Regions from separate parts of the Homo sapiens genome. Here region 1 is linked to region 2. Evidence: chromatin loops called from intact Hi-C (ENCODE). Cell type or tissue: PC-3. All regions are shown on one strand. Links, peaks and the distances in the headings refer to the core of each region. The heading gives the core; the rest is flanking DNA. Region 1 overlaps PHKA2 (phosphorylase kinase regulatory subunit alpha 2). Region 2 overlaps ADGRG2 (adhesion G protein-coupled receptor G2).

The links. A loop is a pair of places that touch in the nucleus more often than their neighbours do. Peaks named below come from ENCODE experiments on the same cell type or tissue, not always from the same donor. Only the 100,000 strongest peaks of a DNase experiment are listed, where the experiment ranks them.
Region 1: a loop joins it to region 2, with 8 times the contacts of the local background. A loop is called at or near these places in 11 of 110 quality-filtered maps.

The regions. Positions count from the first base shown.
Region 1 is chrX:18,935,538-18,943,537 of GRCh38, forward strand. PHKA2 (phosphorylase kinase regulatory subunit alpha 2) reads right to left here. Exons shown (of 33, transcript NM_000292.3): 8 at 5,992-6,138; 9 at 4,458-4,511; 10 at 3,090-3,212; 11 at 518-613. Among named protein-coding and RNA genes, the nearest start is that of PHKA2, 45 kb to the right of the region's middle. In PC-3, for the core only: no CTCF peak of the experiment used is centred there; a DNase peak (open chromatin) is centred at 3,414; H3K27ac peaks cover 1,404 bases.
Region 2 is chrX:18,988,637-19,001,656 of GRCh38, forward strand. ADGRG2 (adhesion G protein-coupled receptor G2) reads right to left here. Exons shown (of 29, transcript NM_001079858.3): 25 at 11,225-11,324; 26 at 10,360-10,643; 27 at 7,415-7,516; 28 at 6,260-6,412; 29 at 671-2,412. The coding sequence ends at 2,228. The region is part of intron 2 of LOC101928415 (a long non-coding RNA gene); the gene reads left to right. Among named protein-coding and RNA genes, the nearest start is that of PHKA2, 11 kb to the left of the region's middle. In PC-3, for the core only: no CTCF peak of the experiment used is centred there; DNase peaks (open chromatin) are centred at 4,385, 6,295, 6,815 and 10,225; H3K4me3 peaks cover 1,568 bases; H3K27ac peaks cover 5,735 bases.

The sequences.
Region 1 (8,000 bases), core at 1-8,000, 55 kb before region 2:
TGGTCAAGCGTGTTCCACATATTTTTCCAAAGTCATGATTCCTTGGGATAGACAGGAACACTACCTAAGGCTTTTTTTTTTTTGAGATGGAGTCTCGTTCTGTAGCCCAGGCTAAAGTGCAGTGGTGTGATCTCGGCTCATTGCAACCTCCACCTCCCAGGTTCAAGCAATTCTCCTGCCTCAGCCTCCCAAGTAGCTGGGACTGCAGGCATGTGCCACCATGCCTGGCTAATTTTTGTATTTTTTTTTTTTTTTTTTAGTAGAGATGGGGTTTTGCCATGTCAGCCAGGCTGGTCTCAAACTCCTGACCACAAGTAATCCACCCGCCTCAGCCTCCCAAAGTGCTGGGATTACAGGCGTGAGCCACCGCGCCCAGCCTACCTAAGGCTTTTGAAACCATGTTTGGAGAAAAAGTGTTCATTAGTTCGAAAAAGGGGATAAAGAATACCAACAGGCCAAGCAATGAGTCACTTATTTCTAGATAAGCGGTGCAAAGGGCCCTCTGCCACTGGGTTACCTTGTTAGGCGGGACAGCGTAGAGTTCAGGCACCAGGCGGATCCCATTCTTGCCTCTGATGAGTATTCCCTCCAGGGCCTCTCGGTATTCTTGGACCTGGAAAACAGCCCCATCATCCATGGCAGGAAGGAGGTCTGGTCATGATTGCTGTAACAGCGGTGCAACATAGAAAAAAAGCTCTCATGGCAACAGATTAGAGTTCAGACACAGGGCAAAGAAATGCACAAATACCCTCAGCTCCAGGAGTGCAGGAGGCACACTTACAGTGTTAGGAGGAGCTAAACACGATCGGCTATTCCTCTCAGGAGTGTATCTAAGCTCAGCCCTGCCTGTCTTGCTTCCAGAAAGAGAGACAGAGCACCCATCATACAGTAGCTGTTTCTTCCTCAAAATTCCTCTAGTAGTCATATCTACACTGTGTATCAGATGTCTTTCCTGTTCTGTCTTTAACTCGTCATGTAATTATTTCATTCTTAACCCCTCATATATTTAAATTTTGTCTCAGTAACCGGATTATAAACTTCTTGTGGGGGAAGCTATATCTTAAGCAGTGTACCCATTTCCACCTCTTGGTAAGTTTTCCACTTAAGAGGCATTCATTACTATTCAGCCATAAAAAAAGAATAACATTCTGTCATTTGTAGTAACATGGATGGAATTGGAGGTCAGTGTGTTAAGTGAAATAAGCCAGGCACAGAAAGATGCCACATGTTCTCACTCATGTGTGGGCGCTAAAAAAGTTGACCCCATATTAAAAATGTCATTGGGCAACAAGTGTGAGCGACAGCAAAGGTGTAGAAGGGTAGTAGATTCCATGAAGCTTAATCAACAAGACGCTAAACACAGTCATTTTCCTCTCCTGAGTTTTCTTCCCCCCATCATTGTTAAGCCTATTCACAACTGAAATTCTAAGTCAATTCTTTTGAGATCTTTCAATTCTGGGATAAAATGACAGAAAACCTAAGATAATCACTGAAGCCTAAGAGAAAGCATCAACAGTGGGGAAATATTAACATTTCCAGCTGACTGCTGGTTCTGAAGCCCCCCAGCATTCCTGAGCAGGAGAGCTGTCAAGAGCTAAAGTGAATCTCTGATTGCTCATCCCCACCCCCACCAAACATGTGATCAGAACCAGTTGAAAAAATGGCAAAGCATCTGCGATGTCAGTCATTCATGTAACCTGCACAAAGACAGGTCGGTTCTGTTCAACAAAGTATGCTCAGGGCTCAGCACAGAGCATGGTACCAAGTAGAAGCTAAAGAGATAGGTCATGAACAAATGAGAGTTGCATCAGTAAATGTTTACTGAGCACATACTATGCACTAGGCACAGGGACTATACCCGTGAACTGGAGAGAGATGGCCTCTACCAGCGTCCTTTGACAGGTAAGGGGGAGATACAACATAGTGTGACCCATGCTGTTATAGTTGTGGGTCGTAGGAGCACCTGCCCCAGCTTTTAGGGTCAGAGAAAGCTTTCTGAAAGAAGACACACTTACATTGAACCAAGGGAAGGGGGAGGGGCAATTGGGGAAGAAAAGAATGTCCTCGGCCTTTGAGAAGAGAGGAGGGCACATGGCCTGTTTAAAGGACTGAAAGGATTTCATTGTGCTTGGATCACAGAACTCAAGAAAGAAGCACTAAGAAATGAGGCTACAGGGGTGAAAGCAGGGATCAGATCATATGGAACCCCACAAAACGCATGAAGTGGTTTTCAAGCAAGCTTTCAAGCAAGGCAGTAGCATAACCTAATTTGCCTTTTAATAAGATCACTCTGGCATGGGTGAGAAGAATGGAAACAGCAGGGAACCAGGCCGGAGGCTGAGATTCGAGTGAGGAGGCTGTTACATGAAGTAAGATGTTATCCAAGAGCACCCCAAACTAGGGCTAAAGACAGCAAACCACTGGCTGATCTGGAAAGAACAACAGCAACAACAAAACCTGTCTGTGATGGAATGTTCTTGCTAGACCCCAGTGAACCACGCCTCCTAGTACTCATGCCCTTGTCTAGTCCCCTCCCGCTTGAATATGGGATGGTCCTTTAGCCAACAGAATGTGATGAAAGTGACATTTTGTCAGTTCCGGGCCTAACACTTATGGAAGCTTGGCAGCTTCTGCTTTTGTGTTCTGAGGGGAAAACAACCAACATGTAAAATTAATGGCCCAGAGACTACAATATTGTGAGAAGCCCAAGCTAGCCATGTGGAGGAGAACCAAGGCCCCCACCAATAGCACAGCTGAGTTCCCAGCATCAGCTGCTAGCCAGCATCAATTGGCCATGTGAGTGAGGCCATCTTGGAAATAGATTCTCCACTTCCATGGAACCATCCCAGCTGACAGCAGGTAAAGCAGAGACAACCTGTCCCTGCTGGGCTCTGCCCAAATTGCAGAATCATGAGCAAATAAATAAAATAGGTGTTGCTTTAATTCACTCAGTTTTGGGAAAGTTTGCTAAGTGGGAACAGATAACCGAAACAGTGACCTAAATTCTTGCATAACCCTATGTTCTAATAATAATCAGTATACCAGTGGAATGAAAATAATTATCAACGTAACACCCAGCATTTTCTCACCTGAACAGCATCACCACTGAAGACTCCATCTATTATAAAATATGTCCAAAACACAGGCCACTCACATTCAATGTTTTCGAAGAGCTTGAGTTCAGCAGGGTCATAATGCAGTCGATTAGGGTCCTAGAATCAAATAAGTCAAACTTTTAAAAGGTGATGTCAGAATACATACATAATACCATTGTGCCTCATGGGGTTTCCCATGCTTGACTGATTTTTACAGCTTTGAAGTTGGCATGAGTAGGATTTTACTATAATGAGATGCTGTTTTTGGCAGTTTGCCATGGTAATATTTCAGAAAGTAAGTCAGAAACATACACAAGACTCCTTGGTAGTTTATTATACTAAAGCTTCCTATAACTCTAACAAAGAAATAGCAATATGTCTACCACCAAGTTTGGCAGAGGATCTGATTTATATCATTATATTAGTCAGTGTGGCAAAGAAACCCGAGGAGGAGGCCACAGTCGGTCTTTAAGAAAAATGTGTGAGCCACAGAACCAGTTCTCCTTGTCTACAAGCTGGTTTTATTTATTTTTAAAATTTTAAAGAAATTTTTATTTTTTTGAGACAGGGTCTCACTCTGTCACCCAGGCTGTAGTACAATGGTGTGATCTCTGCTCATTGCAGCCTTGACCTCCTGGGCTCAAGTGATCCTACCACCTCAGCCTCCTGAGTTGCTAGGACCACAGGTACATGCCATCACACCTGCCTCACTAATTTTATTTTATTTTTTTTGTAGAGACAAGGTCTCACTATGTTGCCCAGACTGGTCTCGAACTCCTGGGCTCAAGCAATCCTCCCTCCTCAGCCTCCCCAAGTGTTGGGATTACAGGCCACTGCACCTGGCCTACAAGTTGGTTTTTTGTTTTTGTTTTTGTTTTTGAGACGGAGTCTCATTCTGTCACCCAGGCTGGAGTGCAGTGGCGCGATTTCGGCTCAGTGCAAGCTCCGCCTCCCGGGTTCACGCCTTTCTCCTGCCTCAGCCTTCTGAGTAGCTGGGACTACAGGTGCCCGCCACCACACCCGGCTAATTTTTTGTATTTTTAGTAGAGATGGGGTTTCACTGTGTTAGCCGGGATGGTCTCGATCTCCTGACCTCGTGATCCGCCCACCTTGGCCTCCCAAAGTGCTGGGATTACAGGCGTGAGCCACCGCGCCTGGCCAAGCTGGTTTTAAATGACCAGCTCACCGTCCCTACTAAAGATACTATGCTATTGCCTGGCTCCAGGCTTGCTGACTCCAAAATTAATACTTCCCTTTCCAATATTCCAACATAAAATTATAATCAGCAGAGGGAGAACAACACATTGGCAACTTAGAGATGAAACAGTTGAGGAAAGATAAGAAACAATATTTAAATACAACCTCTCTTGGAGTTTTATAACCATCTCGAAGGAAGCGACAGCATCCATAACGCCCCTAATAAGAGAAAGTACATTCGATGAGCTCAGAGAAATTTTTTTGCCTTTTTAATTCAAGTCAGCCCTGCACCCTCTTTCCCATGAATCTTTTAGTAATGAATTTTATACCAAGTGTTCTTTGCTGTCAGTATAGTTATTAATATATTTAAGTAATAAGCAAAATCAATTCAGGTTTGATCGGTACTTGGAAGGGAACGCCAAAACATTCCATCAGAGTATCAGGGCTGCAAGAGTTATTACCAAGAGTTCAGTGAACGACCATGCCTTCATTCTGATTTACTGTATTACACAGAGACCTAAAAGGACCCTCACTATTTAGAAAAGCCACCAAGGCAGATACTTGGATTGGTTTGCTCCTACTTGCAAGATTGGAAAGCTGCAAGGACATTCCCCAGGCTCCTGGAAGTTAGGCTTTGGCTGCAGAGGAGGCTCTAAGGTCAGATGCACCTCCACAAAGATTAGCAGAAAGGGAGGGGGCAGCTTCCTGTGCTTAGGACTGTCGCTGCTGGTTTTGGGCTGCAGGCTCCAGGGTTCTGCCCCAGCTTCCTGGATGCTACGAAAGGAGGGCAGGGGCAGCACTCTCTTAATCTGACGCCCTTAATCCATAGATCACAGCTTTGGGTGTCCATTCTCCAGTTCCGTAAGTATGTGGAGGCTGCTACAGCAGATGTGGCTCTCGCGAGGGTCATGGAGGCAACCACGTCCCTAGCCCTAGCGACCAGCACCGCACTGTCCTGGGAGTCATCCCAGGAGGCTGAGCCTAGAACCCGCTCTTCTTGTAAACACTTCATTCTCTGTATTCATTCCCTTCCTACTTCAACTACCTAAAGGGGTTCCCTTTTTCCCACTGAACCCTGACTGAGACAGCTGCTTTCTTTTGGGAATATGATTGGAGACATAGGGACTCCAAGGGACAAAAGCATTTTTCATGGAACCTAAGTAGGACAATCAATCTGCAGATTTCAGCTTAGGGAAACTTACATTCTTTGATAATTTTACCGATAGTTTCAACTGGCTGGAGTATTTAATATTCTCAGTTTAGTGTATCACGGTTACTGCATTTCACCTCAAAACAGGGATTATTTTAACCTGAAGGTAACTTTGGGATTGGCAAGTCCATTGAAATTGTGTGTAAAGTTTGAGGATATTGGGACATATGCATTTTTTTTTCTGGCAGTGACTCTATACACTGTCTGTGACCTCTAAAGGGTTAAGTAGCTCTGCCTTAGAAGTATGGTACTGGTACAAACTGGGGTTCAAAGGTGCCTGCCTGAGTGCCAGTTCTGCTTCTCAAGGAGAGAACCAAGCCACTAAATCACTCGGAGACTTTGTTTTCTTGCCTGTAGACTCAGCTTTGAACGCTGTATGCATCTGCTTAGATAAATCAAGCAATTAACCTCATGGGGAACTGAGGCATGGGTGAGCTGCTCCATGCACATCACACAGGACAGAAGGGCACCAGCATGACTAATGCTTACCTGGAGCTTAGAAATAATTTCATTTTTGGTCACATTTACAAGGTTTACATCTTCCACTGCAAAGGCCGGGAAGGAAATAATGGAAAGAAGTCCAGCATCAATTTCTTTAGATGTCGACGCTCTTGGCAGCATGGAGAACAGAATAGACTGAATGAAAAACAAAGAGGTGGTTTAACCTGGAGATGCGCTAATAGGCGCAGTATCTAGGGACCATGAGCTCGGCCCCAAGGGAACATTCGAATACGGTTGCCAATTTTGAGTAGAGCTTTGTCCTACCAACATGGCCCCTGCTGGCCAACACTGTATATCCAGCCAATGATTCCTATTCCTCAGGCGAGAAGTCAGGGCTTGGGGAGAGCATGGTACTGTCTGAAGCCCACGCTAAGAACTGCTTGTCTCCCTTCCTTCCATGCCCTATTGACTTTGCCAGACCTTTAGGACATGTAGGGGAGGAACTATAGGGCCACCTGTGTCAGTAGGCTAAGCTGTCTTGGCTATGAAGACAGAGACCAGAAAAGAACACATACATGGGGCCAGCTTGGAGAAATGTCTGGCTTCTGTGGAATGTGACCAGTTGGACTGGGTGATCCAGAAACCACTTAAAGGAGGAGTCAAATCCAGAAGATCTCATGAACACTCAGACAAAATGGTAAACCACAGAATTAGTTTAGTCCTAGAATCTTTCTAGGGTTACTTAGAGGCACTATAATATGGCCTCAATTATAAATAAGTGGCTGGATTAGGCGCTGGAAACTTGTAAAGGAGTTGAAATTATCAGGAAAAGTTTGGGAAAGGAAGGAATTAACACTGAGATCTAACACGTACAGACATGGGGCTAGACCCCTGCAAACATAAGCTCATTGAATCTTTCATATGAAGAAGGACTTAGGGTACCATGTCCAATTCACACCTGAGGACCCTGAGACTTCGAGCAGCTAGTAAGTGACAGAACTAGGATTCTAACTCAGGCCCAGCTGGCTGCAAAGCTCACGCATTTCCACTGGATTACACATCTATTAAGATGCACACCACGTCCAGGCACAGTGGCTCATGCCTGCAACCCCAGAGCTTTGGGAGGCTGAGGTGGGAAGATCACTTGAGGCCAGGAATTGGAGAACAGCCTGGGCAACAGAGTGAGACCCTGACTTTACAAAAAAATTAAAAAAAAATTAGCTGGGTGTGGGTGACACGTGCCTGTAGTCCTAGCTACTTGGGAAGCTGAGGCGGGAGGACTGCTTGAGCCCAGTAGTTTGAGGTTACAGGGAGCTATGATTGCACCACTGCACTCCAGCCTAGGCGATAGAGTAAGACCTCCTCTTAAAAAAAAAAAAAAAAAATAGACTATACCCCAAGAAATACCGGGACTACCTAAAGGGGAAAAATTGAGTGAGCTGGAAGATAGGGTCAAGATGGGTGGAACCCTTCAGCTTCAGAATAAAGCTTTATTTTCTATAGCCAACTGAGCCCAGGGCCCTGTTCTGTAACTCACTCTTCCCTAGGGTTTCTCTGCCTGGAAACACAAACTTCTACCAAAGCTCTCCATTCACAAGTCTTTATGTATCTGACCTTCTTTAGCCCCAGCAACGTACTTGGCACACAGCGGGCCCTCGCTAAATAAGAGTTTGCTGAGGGCCTAGCAATTGATGACGTGCACTCTGCTCAATAGAATCCTCCAATCTGTATTAGATCACTCCTTTCTCTGACCTGTATTTCACAGAGGTTGTACTAATTTCCCATCTTTCCCATCTCATTTCTTCTCCACTACCTATTTCACCCATCCCCAACCCCTCACCCCCAAGTGAACTAGTGCTTGCTCATCATTCAATTTGGGGGCACTGTGAACTAAACCTGAAAGAAAACCATCTATGTGCTCAAAAGACATAAAACAGACTTTGCCTCTTGCAAAACAAGGCTGCTTGGATTGCTGATTCCATCTATACAGCATCATGGTGTCTTATACTTTTCTGGCTTACAAAGTGCTTAGACAGACTAAGTTGACTGATTCTTAC
Region 2 (13,020 bases), core at 2,237-10,236:
ATCCCACATGCTAACCAGCAATGCAGAAATCCCAAATCCTGTTCTCACTTTTCAGTAGTCCTACCTGTTTGACACTGAGGAAGCAGATACTTGGATGAGATCTGAATTGGGTCTTGTACATTGCCTACAGGCCAAAGGCAATGTGTTGAAGAGATAATCTTGAAAGAGTAATGGGAAAGGAGACCTCAGAAACTGATCTCATGAGGCAGAACAACCCTTGCTCTAATTTCATAGTCACAGGGTACCTGCTGATTTCCAAAAGATGTTACTGTTATGTTTGTCTTCTTAAGAGATGGTGTCTCGCTCTGTCGCCTAAGCTGGAGTGCAATGGCACAATCGTGGTTCACTGCAGCCCCAAACTTCCAGGCTCAAGCAGTCCTCCATCCTCAGCCTCCTGAGTAGCTAGGAGTACAGGCACACAACACTATGACTAACTAATTTTTAATTTTTTGTAGAGACAGGGGTCTCCCTGTGCTGCCCGGGCTGGTCTCCAACTCCTGCACTCAAGCAATCCACCTGCGTCAGCCTCCCAAAGTGCTGGGATTACAGGTGTGAGCCACCATGCCCAGCCAATTGTGTTTGTCTTAATCAGCATGTCCTACACCACTTCCATGCCAGGCCACCAGGGAAAGAGACTGCAGATGTTTTTTCTTTGTGAAAATTACCAAACTTAAAGATCTTAACTGCAAATTTATTTCATTGATTTTAACATTTTTGATTTTAACATATAAATACAAGAAAATTAAATAAATCAGAAAAGAAATATTGCAAAGACAAGTCAGCACTCACAGAAATGTGTATTATTACTATGGTTAGTCTGAGATCCAACATTCACTTGAAATATATGCAAGAGAACCTTAGTGAAAGACTTAACTAAAAGGGGTTTGAAATGTTCCTAATAAGGATGTACTTGAGGCACTGCTCAAGCAGATGTAGGTAGGAAGCAAGATAGACCCTGTATATAACTAGGAGCAATCAAGGCTCGATACATGTAGCAACAATAGCAGTGTAGGACAGTTCCCTGTTCCCAATAGCTACTCCCCTTGTCACTGTGCATTCTTCAAGACACATTTAAAAAACAATTATAGCTCTGGCTGGGCCAGAGTGTACCAGTCATAACAATCAACAATGTACCATGCAGTTGCCTTTTAAAGAACGGCAATATGATTTTTTTCCATATATATGTACCTTTTTAAGAGAAGGAATCCTAGTCTACTCTCCTGTTCCTAAAGGCTCTGGGGATTTGAGAAGCGGCAGTGTATGTACCTCATCTACGTTCACAATTTTCCTGACACATGGTCTGGATGACAGTTCATCCCTCTCTGTGGCCAAGGTATAAAGCTAAACATCTTGGTGCAGATTCTATAATCTGACTACTGGGGATGCGGTCAGGGGATGGGTATTCATATTGGATGCTGTGTTTGGCTGTACAGGTCGTGCACCCAAGAGGGTGAGTGGGGCTAAAATATGGTCTCTCCACTCTGTTTGTCAAACCATGAGCCCATAGGGCTGTGTCTGCCCAGTGGGGGCATCTTTTCCTAACTTGCTCAAAGGCACTGTATGAGCTAACTGTGGCACTGTCTGCTTACATTTTCTCAGTCTGGCTGGGATCATTATTTCTTGATTTCACTGAGGTTTCTGTATTTCACATCCTATATCATCTCCAAAAGGAGCTTTAGGATTTGCGGAACGAGCAAGGATTTTCTGAATTATCACGTGAGACAAAACAACCATGATTCTACAAAGGAATACATTTACACAGTAGAAAATAAATACAAAAAAATGTAGAAGTAAGATTTTTGACACATGGGTCACTAGAATTTAGCTTATATACAACAAAGGCATGCACAACTAAACTCACCAACAGGCTGAAGTCAACAGTTGCTTTATATGATGTTATCAAAGATAACTTAGCCTCTTTAAAAGGTAGCTGAAAGTTCACTACCTTTTTTTGTTTTCTTTATAGGAGTCATTCTTAGTGTATTGTTTAAAACCAACCTTCTTATAAAATGAAAGATAAGAAACCAAATCAGAAATGTCTAAAAACCATGGTGTAATGTCTTGGTTTCTTCTTGTAATAATAATCATCGCCCTTAATTAGCTTATGCTTCTCCAGATGTTGCCGAGAATAAAATGAGTTGATTTTCATACATCTCACATTGTGTAAAAGGTAAAATTGGACATTTCACACTGTCAAGCATCATGCTTTGATTTTAGAAGAAAGGAATCACATTTGCTCAATAAAGTGTAAGCTTCCCCGCTTTGAAGTCCTTCTGAGAGCCATACGGCCTTTCCCATTGCAGGAATCTTCCTTCTCGTTAAACATGTGCTGTTTTCCAGTGAAATCGTGAAGGCACACATCTCCATTCTGAACACTAAAAGAGACCCCATTCCTCTCTGTAGAAGCATTTCCTGTATAAGGAAACACAAAGCGGGTGGCATGAAGTATCCACAGAAAGCATTAAAAAGCAAACAAACTTAGACATTGCTTTATTCTTAAAGATGTATTTGTAAAATATGTTTTTAAAAACATTTGTGATATATGTTCATATTTTATTTATTTTTCATTACTTCCCTAAGGCCACTCAAAGTAAGCATACCAAAGTGGAGATTGCTTCAGAAACCAGTTCTCTATGGCAGTTTTTTTTTTGTTTGGTTTTTAATGAAACAGTCAAAATCTGAAGCAAGGTAATATATTAATAAAAGGCCCACTTCCTAACTCTGGTTGGATATGTTTTGACTTCAAGTAGCAGCATATGTATAATATAAGCTAAGGTAATACTTTGGTCTCCCAAAAGGTTAATGTTAACAGAGATCCCCATATGTACCCTTAGGAAGTTCTTGGTTCCCTAGGTTCCTATAAAATGAAACTTTGTACCAGAGAAACCAGAGCAACCAGCTACAACAGTCATGGCAAGAAGAAATCATCTCTCTTGTAGATTAAACCAGCTCCTCTGACTAAATCAGGACAGGACAAATTCCCAAGAGGAAACTACCAATTCCAACTTCAGAGTCCAGGCCAGGGAGCAGCTGGGCACTCAAGGGTAACTGTTGGTTTGGACGTGGGCCTTCCCCACCCCAAGCAGGCCCTGAGTTATAGGGGAGCACAGGTGCTGGCCTCCTCTAGTTACTTGGCACCATCCTTCTGATCATTAGACCATTGGGAGACTATACACAAAGCTGAATAATAAGCCCATTTGATAGTTCATGACATGATTATGATAACAATGATCATAACAGTACTGGGACACTTTATTATCTCATTTAGAGCCCTGCAGGGTGGGTACTACTGTTATCCCCATTTTGCAGATGAGGAAACGAAGGTTTCAGAAATTAAGTGCTCTCCCCAAGGTCACACAGCTCAGAAGTAATGGAGTTGACGTGTGATGTTGCTTCCAAACTGTGATCCTTGTGGTCCTGGGTACCAAATGAGATGGCTGCTGGTACCCCACCCTCTAAGGCAGCTCAGAACTGAACTGTGTAATATTCATGCAAACTAGGTGATGAATATGGTTAACGTAGCTCCATCTGTGACACAGATCAAATAGGGCATGTGACTGTCTGAGGCAGCTGTTTGGATTTAGGCATTTCGGCTTGAGGACATTTTGGTGCAAGAACAATTTGGTCTGGCATAATAAATCATTAAACTTCTAGCTTTTTTTGTTGTTGTTGAGACGGAGTCTCGTTCTGTCGCCCATGCTGGAGTGCAGTGGTGAGATCTAGGCTCACTGCAACTTCTGTCTCCTGGGTTCAAGCGATTCTCCTGCCTCAGCTTCCTGAGTAGCTGGGACTACAGGTGTGTGCCACCACGTCTGGTTGATTTTCACATTTTTTATTAGAGATGGAGTTTTTCCATGTTGGCCAGGCTGGTCTTGAACTCCTGACCTCAGGTGATCCTCCTAACTTAGCCTCCCAAAGTGCTGGGATTACAGGTGTGAGCCACTGCGCCCAGCCCTAGCTTTCTTTTTTGAAATTGCCAATTCCATTCCTCATCTATCCCAGATGCTGGGGCAAGGACTGAGGAGTCAGGAATGGTTATCTGACATGCATATTATGTGATATTAAACACTGAGCCATTTTGGCAGCCTTAAAATGTACCCCCATCCTCACCGTCAAGCATCAAAAGTAGCTGTGTCAAATCAGCTGTGTTAAACAACTGTGGTAAAATGTGCTGTTTCCATGAAATCTGATTTCCCAAAGGATGACAACATGTTGATAGAGCTAGGCAGGTGAGGCTTCATCTCTGAGCTCTTTCGAGAATATGGACAAATCTGGTTTATGGATTCAGAGCCCCAGATGACCCTGCTCGCTCCTTTGATGTCTCTCCTTTCAATTTGCTTTCTCACACTAACGTACTAACCAGCTGTGCTCCCCGCTGCCTCGCCTCTGTTTACCTACATTGAATCATTCCTGATAGAGCTATTTGGTGTAGAGCCCAGAGCTTGCTTTCTGGTATCGACAGTAAAGAGCTAAGGCTATACAACAGTTATTTCTCATCTTTTACAGCAGTGATTCTCAACTGGGGGCAATCTTGCTCCCTTCTTCTCCCCGCTCCCCTGGGACAGTTGGCAGTGTCTGGGGACATTTTGGGTTGTCATAACTGGGGGCAGGGTGCTACTGGCTCTAGTTGATAGAGTCCAGGGATCCTGCTAAATGTCCTGCAATTCCACAAAAAAGAATTATCCAGCCCCAAAATGTCAATTGTGCTTGAAGTTGAGAAACCTTGATTTTGAGGCATCCTATGGTATTTTAAAAGCCTAGACAGGCCGGGCACAGTGGCTCACACCTGTAATCCCAGCACTTTGGGAGGCTGAGGCGGGAGGATCACTTGAGCCCAGGAGTTTGAGACCAACCTGGACAACACAGCAAGACTGCATCTTAAAAAAAAAAAAAAATTAGCCAGCCATGGTGGCATGCTCCTACAGTCCCAGCTACTCGGGTGGCTGAGGTGGGAGGATCACTTGAGCCTGGGAGGTCGAGGCTGCAGTGAACCGTGATCATACCACTGAACTCCAGCCTGGGCAATAGGAGACCTTGTCATAAAAAAAAAGAAAAAAAAAAAAAAAAGTCTAGACACACCAGCAGGACTGCCCATCTTCAGGAAACGGGAAAACTGGTAGATGTATGAACCTTCTCACAAATTTATTTGAGTTAGTCATGAAAAGAACTAACATCCTAAAACAATGAATACAGGCAAATTCTCCATGGAAGGAGAAACTATACCAGCAGAGCTTATGTTTTTATAAGAATGCAAAAGATATATTAAGAAGCAAGAGAAGGTAAAAATAGATAAGGTAAGCTTTTATGAGTAATGAACAGCCTGGTCTTATGAAAGAAAGAAAATGTAACAGAAGTTTTAGCTAGAAATGTCAGAATTAATGAGTAAAGGAGGCATGGCAGCAATAATCTGTTCAGATATTGGTCACATATATGGTCACCAATACTGGTCACAAGTCATCTTCCAGTATTTTGACATATTCATGGGGATTTGGGTGCTGTCACAAGACAGCCACATTGTGGGAAAGAATTAACAAACATGAAAAGCAAAAAATAGGAAGGTTTAAAAGTGTTGGCTGGGCGCGGTGGCTCACACCTGTAATCCCAGCACTTTGGGAGGCCGAGGTGGGCAAATCACTTGTGGTCAGGAGCTCGAGACTAGCCTGGCCAACATGGTGAAACCTGTCTCTACTAAAAATACAAAAATTAGCTGGGCATCGTGGCGGTCACCTGTAGGTCACCTGTAATTCCAGCTACTCGGGAGGCTGAGGCAGAATTGCTGGAACCCAGGAGGTGGAGGTTGCAGTGAGCTGAGATTGCACCATTGCACTCCAGCCTGGGCAACAAGAGTGAGACTCCATCTCAAAAAAAAAAAATGTTGAACATGTATATTATGATAGATGTAATAAAAATTGCTATAGTCTTATCAGCTATTTTAGGTACTGCTCTCACAGAAATAGCACAATACTGAAGTCTTTGGACAATAGTTAAGTGAGGATTTAAAATGTTAAAATTTTTAGGTCATCATCAATTCCCACTATGAAAAACCAAATCTTAAAAAATCGTTGTTCCAGTATTTGCTCTATAATAAATCAATTTGGATTAGTAAACTTTCTCTTCTGTAAGGGAACCACATTTTGATCCACTAGTCATATATGTATTAATAGTTACTCACTTTGCTTAGCCAAAATGCCAATAAAGGATAAAACTATTTTAAAAAATAAACACTAGCTTGAGAAATACTATATTGAGACATACATACCATTCCCGCTTGCGTGTACTGAGCAATCATTATTCACTAGCAGTGTGGTGGAGTTAGTGGAGTTACTGCTTGACTGTAAGGAATTTGAAGAGCTGGACACTCCTTGGTTTACAGTCTGCTTCTTTAAACCATTAGTAGCAGTTTTACTCCAGTCTACAGCAGAATAAGCATTACAGAAAAACAGGGCAGTATGTTGAAGCTCAAACGCAAGAGACAGATCACAGTGTAACAAGTCCTAAGCAACTGATTTCTCACTTCAGGATCTTATGGAGAAGTCACCTTCCACCAGTTGGTGTGATAACATGTATTTTCATTTGGATTATTTACATTTGTCCTTCAAATGACTGTGGGGTTAAAAGTAACCTATATTCTCCTAGAACTAAAGGCCAAGCTAATTTGATTATGTCTATAAATATCCATAGAATTAGGTAGTGATTCAGAGCCTCACACTGTCTTAACAAGAACACAAATAGTCTGTGTTGTAATGACTAATTGTTCTTCACTCCATGAAAATGATTGAACTATGTGTACTGCCATTTTCTGAATACAGACTCCCGTGTCGCCCAGATACTGCAAAGGTGGTATTCATGCAAAAGGAATGTAGCTTTTCAAACAGTACTTCATTTTTCTCATTTTCTTAAAAAAAAAAAATGAGCTATTTGCTCTACTACCCAACCGGGTATATGTGAAAATCACTTCAAAATAAACAAATGTATGTTACAACCAAATGTATGCTAAAGCTTATACACAAAGTCTGGCTTACTAACAAATAAAGCAACTGACAACCAGGACCTGTGGAGAAAGGATTGAGTTGAGATTTTAAAAATTACCAAGGTAAATATTAAAAATTACTTTGGGAAATGAAAAGCATAATCTCAATAGAAAATCAATTCTAAAAATTTTACTGTTGCTTCATTGAAGAGGCAGCCAGCCCATCAATTTTATTGCTCAAAAAATTCCCAGATAGAAATAATTATTTTTTAATTCACTAGATTTTTTTTTCTCCCTAATGTTCACGATCAATATTTTCTGTTGAGCAAATTCCAGATTTGCTGGAATTCACTGATTTCTAGATTGGATTTGCTTTGGATCTTAATTTATACAATCTTTTCCTTGAGATTTAAGAGGAAGAGAAAAAGTGAGGTAAATCTTTACCAGAATTTTCAGCCAGCCGTAACTTTCCACAACAAAGATACCGCCTCCATTGCTTCCTGACATTTTCTTTGGCCACACAGTAAAAGATGAATATGAAAAATCCTAAGGAGGGAAAAAAAACCCACAATGAATTCCAAGCTAATAGCTGAATGTCATAAGCTCACTTTGCACAAAAGATATTAATAATTATTTTGGCAGCTGTGGGCAACATGAAATTTTGCAAATTGAATAAAAAGTTCAGAGTCCTAGGAAAGCTTGCTGTCAAAAGGCATCGGGGAATGAATGCCTTTAGAAAATCTTTGTAAGATTAAGAATATTTATATGATAAAAGGAATCATAACTTTGCATTTCCACAATTAAATTCACTGTCTCCTCCCACATCCTGTCCTTGGCCTTCCGTATCTTGGAATTACAAGCCATCCACCCAGGATCCCAGCTTGGACTTAGGCTCCTGCCTCTCCCTCCCTCCCTATTTAGAATCCGTTTCCAAGCTCTGTCAAATGCCATCTCCTCCACACATCTTTCCCTTCCCACTCTCCTCCTCTCCAGCCCACTGCCATGTCCTTTGCTTGGATCTCTCTCTCCCCCTCAAACCCAGGCAGTACAGCAATGCACTCACCTACCTGCCTGCCTCCTCCTGACCTGCCCCAGGTGCTGGCATGGAGAGCAAGCTGAAGACCTGAAGGGGCCCTGGGACTCCACCTCTCACCCACTCAGGTGCCCAGTCAAGGCAGGCCAGGGCTCCCCAGCCAGCCCCATGGCTGCCACTCCCCAAGGCTTTTGCCAATAAATATTTGCTGAGTGAATGGATGAATTCTGGGTTCTCTGCTTTCTACTTAAAAACCCCCAATCTATTCACTTTAAAACCTTCATTTTAAGATACCAGGGGCCAGGCGTGGTGGTGGCTCACGCCTGTAATCTCAGCACTTTAGGAGGGTGAAGTGGGAGGATCACTTGAACCCGGGAGGCGGAGGTTGCAGTGAGCCGAGATCGCTCCACTGCACTCCAGCCTGGGTGACAGAGCGAGACTCCATCTCAAAAAACAAACAAACAAAACAGTTTTGCTTCTAGTAGGGTATATGTGCCCACCGTCAAGACCCATGTCTGAATATTACACAGCTTCATTCATTTGTCACCCTGGAAGTCGACCATTGGTTGCATTAGGAGAGAAACAGCATGTATAAGAGAGGCCAAAATCAGAAGATATATATATATTCAACCACCCCAAAAGCCCTGTGCATTAGGGTTAGTTTCCTTGTATAGATGAAACAATACATTCATTCCTTTTATCCATTCATATTCTAATGAGAAGATAATCTGGGGAAATGAAGAAAAAGGCAGATTCAGTTTCCACATTAAACATGTGAGGGTGGGTACCTTGCTTTCATGTCAATGATTAGTGTAATGTGGGCATATATATATGTTTTTTCTTTTAAAGTATCTATTACTTTCAGTATTGCCGTGGTTGGCAAATAAAACTTTTCTTAAGACCCTTAAAAAGAATTTGCTCATGTTTTTGGTTTTGTATGTAATACCATGCGGTGTAACACCTGGATATACCAATTGAGGAACCGCTATATTATAAGTAAAAATTAATAACCATATATAACCAAACAAGCATCTCTGCTGGCTTCCTCCAAATTAAAATAAGAACCAACAACCAAATTCGGCATTTGAATTTAACCTCAGGTTGGGATTTCTCTGAAAACCAACAAGATGATCTATTGCCTGATAGAACTAGAGAAGGACAATATGGGAGCAAAAGCAACAGGAAAGATGAACAAAAGCCAATGAGAAGGCAATTAAAAGGCATCCCCAAAAGAGGATTCAGAATAAAAGGAAACTAAGGGACAGTGAATTATTGTTATTGTAATGTAAACCTAATAGCCTGCTGGGCTTTTAATGCCAAAGCACTTCCATTAAAAATTAACAGCAGACACGTCTTTCATAACACTGCTCTAAAAGAATTAGTCATTTTCCTTTCTAAAGAGTACAACTATCAGGGTTCCAAGATGCATGGGCTTCATTAACCAATGGGAAACCTAAAGCAGATGGCGACACACAGAGCCTGCTCTCTTTCCCGCTGAGTGTCCCAGGGCAGCAACTTCTTGGGATTAGCCTTCAAGTAAGACTGCTGCCACTTGGGTCTGTCTGTTGCCTTCCCATTTCTCATTGTCTCCAAATCGCTGACCTAGGAGGGGAGAGTGGTGAGCTCCCACAGGCACAGTCATGGTATGTGTGCTTACAGTCTGCATGTTCTACTTGAATACAAAAGTTTTTTTTTTTAAAAGAAACCAAGTGAAGGAAGAATAATTGACTTTTTCAAAAAGTGTTCCTGGCAGGTTCCCCTCAATATGGTCTCTCCAAGGAGACAACTATGAATAAGGAGAAAAAAACACCATTTCTTGAATTTAGTAAGCACCTTTCCTCCAAGGATCTCAAAGCACTCCCTCTCAATAATAAATATGTTTTTCAATGAAAATATCATAAGCCACTAAATAAGCTACTTTGCATATACAAGCATACCTCATGGGGTTTCACAGATAGTACTTTTTTTTTTTTTTTTTTTTTTTTACAAATTGAAGGTTGTGGCAGCCCTGCGTCCAGCAAGTCTCTCAAGGCCATTTTTCCAACAGCATGTACTCACCTTGTGTCTCTGTATCAGCAGTTTTTAGCAATAAAATATTTTTAAGTTAAAGTATGTACATTTGTTTAGACATCATGCAATTGCACACTTAATAGACTATAGTCTAGTGTAAACACAACTTTTATATGCACTGGGAAACAACAATTTGTGTGACTCACTTTATTGCAATATTTGCTTTATTGTAGTGGTCTAGAACCAAACCCCCAACATCTCTGAGGCATGCCTGTACTCTTTTAGTAGCTACATTTTTATATTCAACTGGGATCATTCAGTTTGTATTTGATGCTGTAAAGCTTACCTTGTAAGGTATTAAAGATGGCAAACAGATACATGAAGGTCACGTTAACTGGTCCCCAGGCAAAGAAGGCAAAGCCCCAAGTTATTCCCAGTAAAAATGTAAGGCCAGCGATACTCCTGAGGTCTTGAATACTGGTTTTTCGCTGGGCTCCCAGTTGCTTCTTCTTTTTAATTCGACAGAGCTGAACCAGGACCACAATGAACATGCTGACGTTCAGCAAAAATATCACACAGAAATATCCCACCACCGTAATGTAGAATACTGCATTGTTGTTGATCCAGCAGCTGGAGTTTGTGGAGGGGGGGAAACAGGGGAAAACATATTATAGTAATGAACTAGAGTTCAAAATGATACAATGAATCTCTAACATTTTACTGAAACATTTTCTACCAGTACAAGAGAAAAAAAATGATAAAACTGCTATTCTCTACAACCATTTATAGCTCTAGGGAAAATAATCTAAGAGTTTATTTGAGGACACTTGGTGATTTAAAGTATTTTAAAAATAGACCTTTTTTTAAACATTCAGGATTTTGCCCCTGTAAATCCTAGCAACTCTGTTCTATGAGTCTTTATTAATATAACTGGAATGTCATTTTATCAGAGGCTAATGAAAATATTTTCAAAATAGTTCTTCCTAATTCATTTTTCTTTTCAGAATAGCTCCTAATTCATCACTTGAAGAGTAGCATGGCATTTCCAGCTAGCTTCTCTCATTACATATGACTGTGAAGGCTGCTGTGAAGTATTGCTGGGTTTTATTAGGATGATAGCAGGAGTCAATATGCTGATTAGATCCTCCGTTTTCTAGGAGCATTCCGTTTTCCAGTTCACTTAGCATTCCCTTAGGGGGCTTTGTACTCACAAGTCATCCGGTGAACCATTGGGGAATTTCCCATAGGATCCAAGCCCATAGTTATCTGGGGATATAGTCAGGATGATGGTCACAACCACAGCTGGTACCCCTGGAAGATGGGAAACATTGGTCACACCTAATTTTTTTTTTTTTTTTTTTTGAGACGGATTCTTGCTCTGTCACCCAGGCTGGAGTGCAGTGGTGCGATCTCGGCTCACTGCAACCTCCGCCTCCTGGGTTCAAGTGATTCTCCTGCCTCAGCCTCCCTAGTAGCTGGGATTACAGGCGCGTGCCACCATGCCTGGCTAATTTTTGTTTTGTATTTTTCGTAGAGACGGGGTTTCACCATGTTAGCCAGGATGGTCTCGATCTCCTGACCTCGTGATCTGCCCGCCTCGGTCTCCCAAAGTGCTGGGATTGCAGGCGTGAGCCACCGCACCCGGCTGGTCACACCTAGTTCTAATAACCAAAGTGGGTGACAAGACTAGAGATCACATCCTATTTACATCTTGTAGCAGAGACTGGCTAGCTGTTCACCAGGCTGGTTTCTTTTCCTCTTTGGCACATGACTGGATGCTCCCAGCCTCCCAGGCAGCTGGGTGTGTGTGGCCACATGGCTCACTTTGGGCCCATGGGATACGGGCACAAGTGATTTGCTCCACTTCCAGGCCTGCCCCATAGAAACCTCCTGTGAGATCCTCTACTTTCTTTTTGCCTGCAAACTTAGGGCAACCTTGAGGCAGAGTCTTCAATAGCTTGGATCCCTGAATAACTGCAAGACCAGGGACTCCTCTGCCCCTGCTAACTAGACTGTAGGTGAGTGAGAAATGATCTTCTACTGAGATTTCAAGGTGAATCTGTTACAGCTGCCAGTGTTGCCTTTAACTCCCCACCCCCCACCCGGCCCCCCTCTGTCACCCAGGCTAGAGTGCAGTGGCACAATCTCGGCTCACTGCAACCTCCGCCTCCGCCTCCCGGGTTCAAGCGATTCTTGTGCCTCAGCCTCCCAAGTAGCTGGGATTACAGGTGTGCACCACCACACCTGGCTAATTTTTGTATTTTTAGTAGAGACGGGGTTTCACCATGTTGGCTAGGCTGGTCTCGAACTCCTGACCTCAGGTGATCCGCCCACCTCGGCCTCCCAAAGTGCTGGGATTACAGGCATGAGCCACTGCACCCAGCGTTGTGCCTTTAACTTATACATGTCTGGAATGTATATTTAAGAGTCAGCAACTCCTGGCAAATCTTTCATTATGAAACCAAAAGTCCTCAATTTGAAGACTTTGAGACCCAGTGAAGGATGGAGGGTTCTGTCCTGGCTGATCCAGGGGGTGGTGACTGCTACTATGCTGGCTCTGTTGAGAGCCCACGGACACTTCCCTTCAGAGAAGGTACCATGAGAAGGGTCCCCCAAGTTTAAAATGGCTTTTGGTGGGGAAAGAATCCTATTCACCACTGCACACCATCACCCGCCAGCCCCATGCCACCGCCCCACACTCTGCACACTGACCAGCAGACGTCCTATCTCAAGGCTCTGGTAAAGAACAAACAATTCCTTGTCACAGACCAGTTGCAGTGCCTGGTAAAATCAAATCTAATAGTTCATTTAATGCCTTTGCGCTTGTACCTTCTGGTGACCCTGACATATGATAATTTTCTAAGTGAGACACTTTGTTAAAAATAAAACATTGGGGGTGGGGGCCTCATACTTAAGAAAGGAATCTGACTTTCAGCCTTCTCTAAAGAAGACAGAATCCGTGCCCAGTATCTGGAGCGTTGACTTATGTTTCTGGGACAAACAGGGA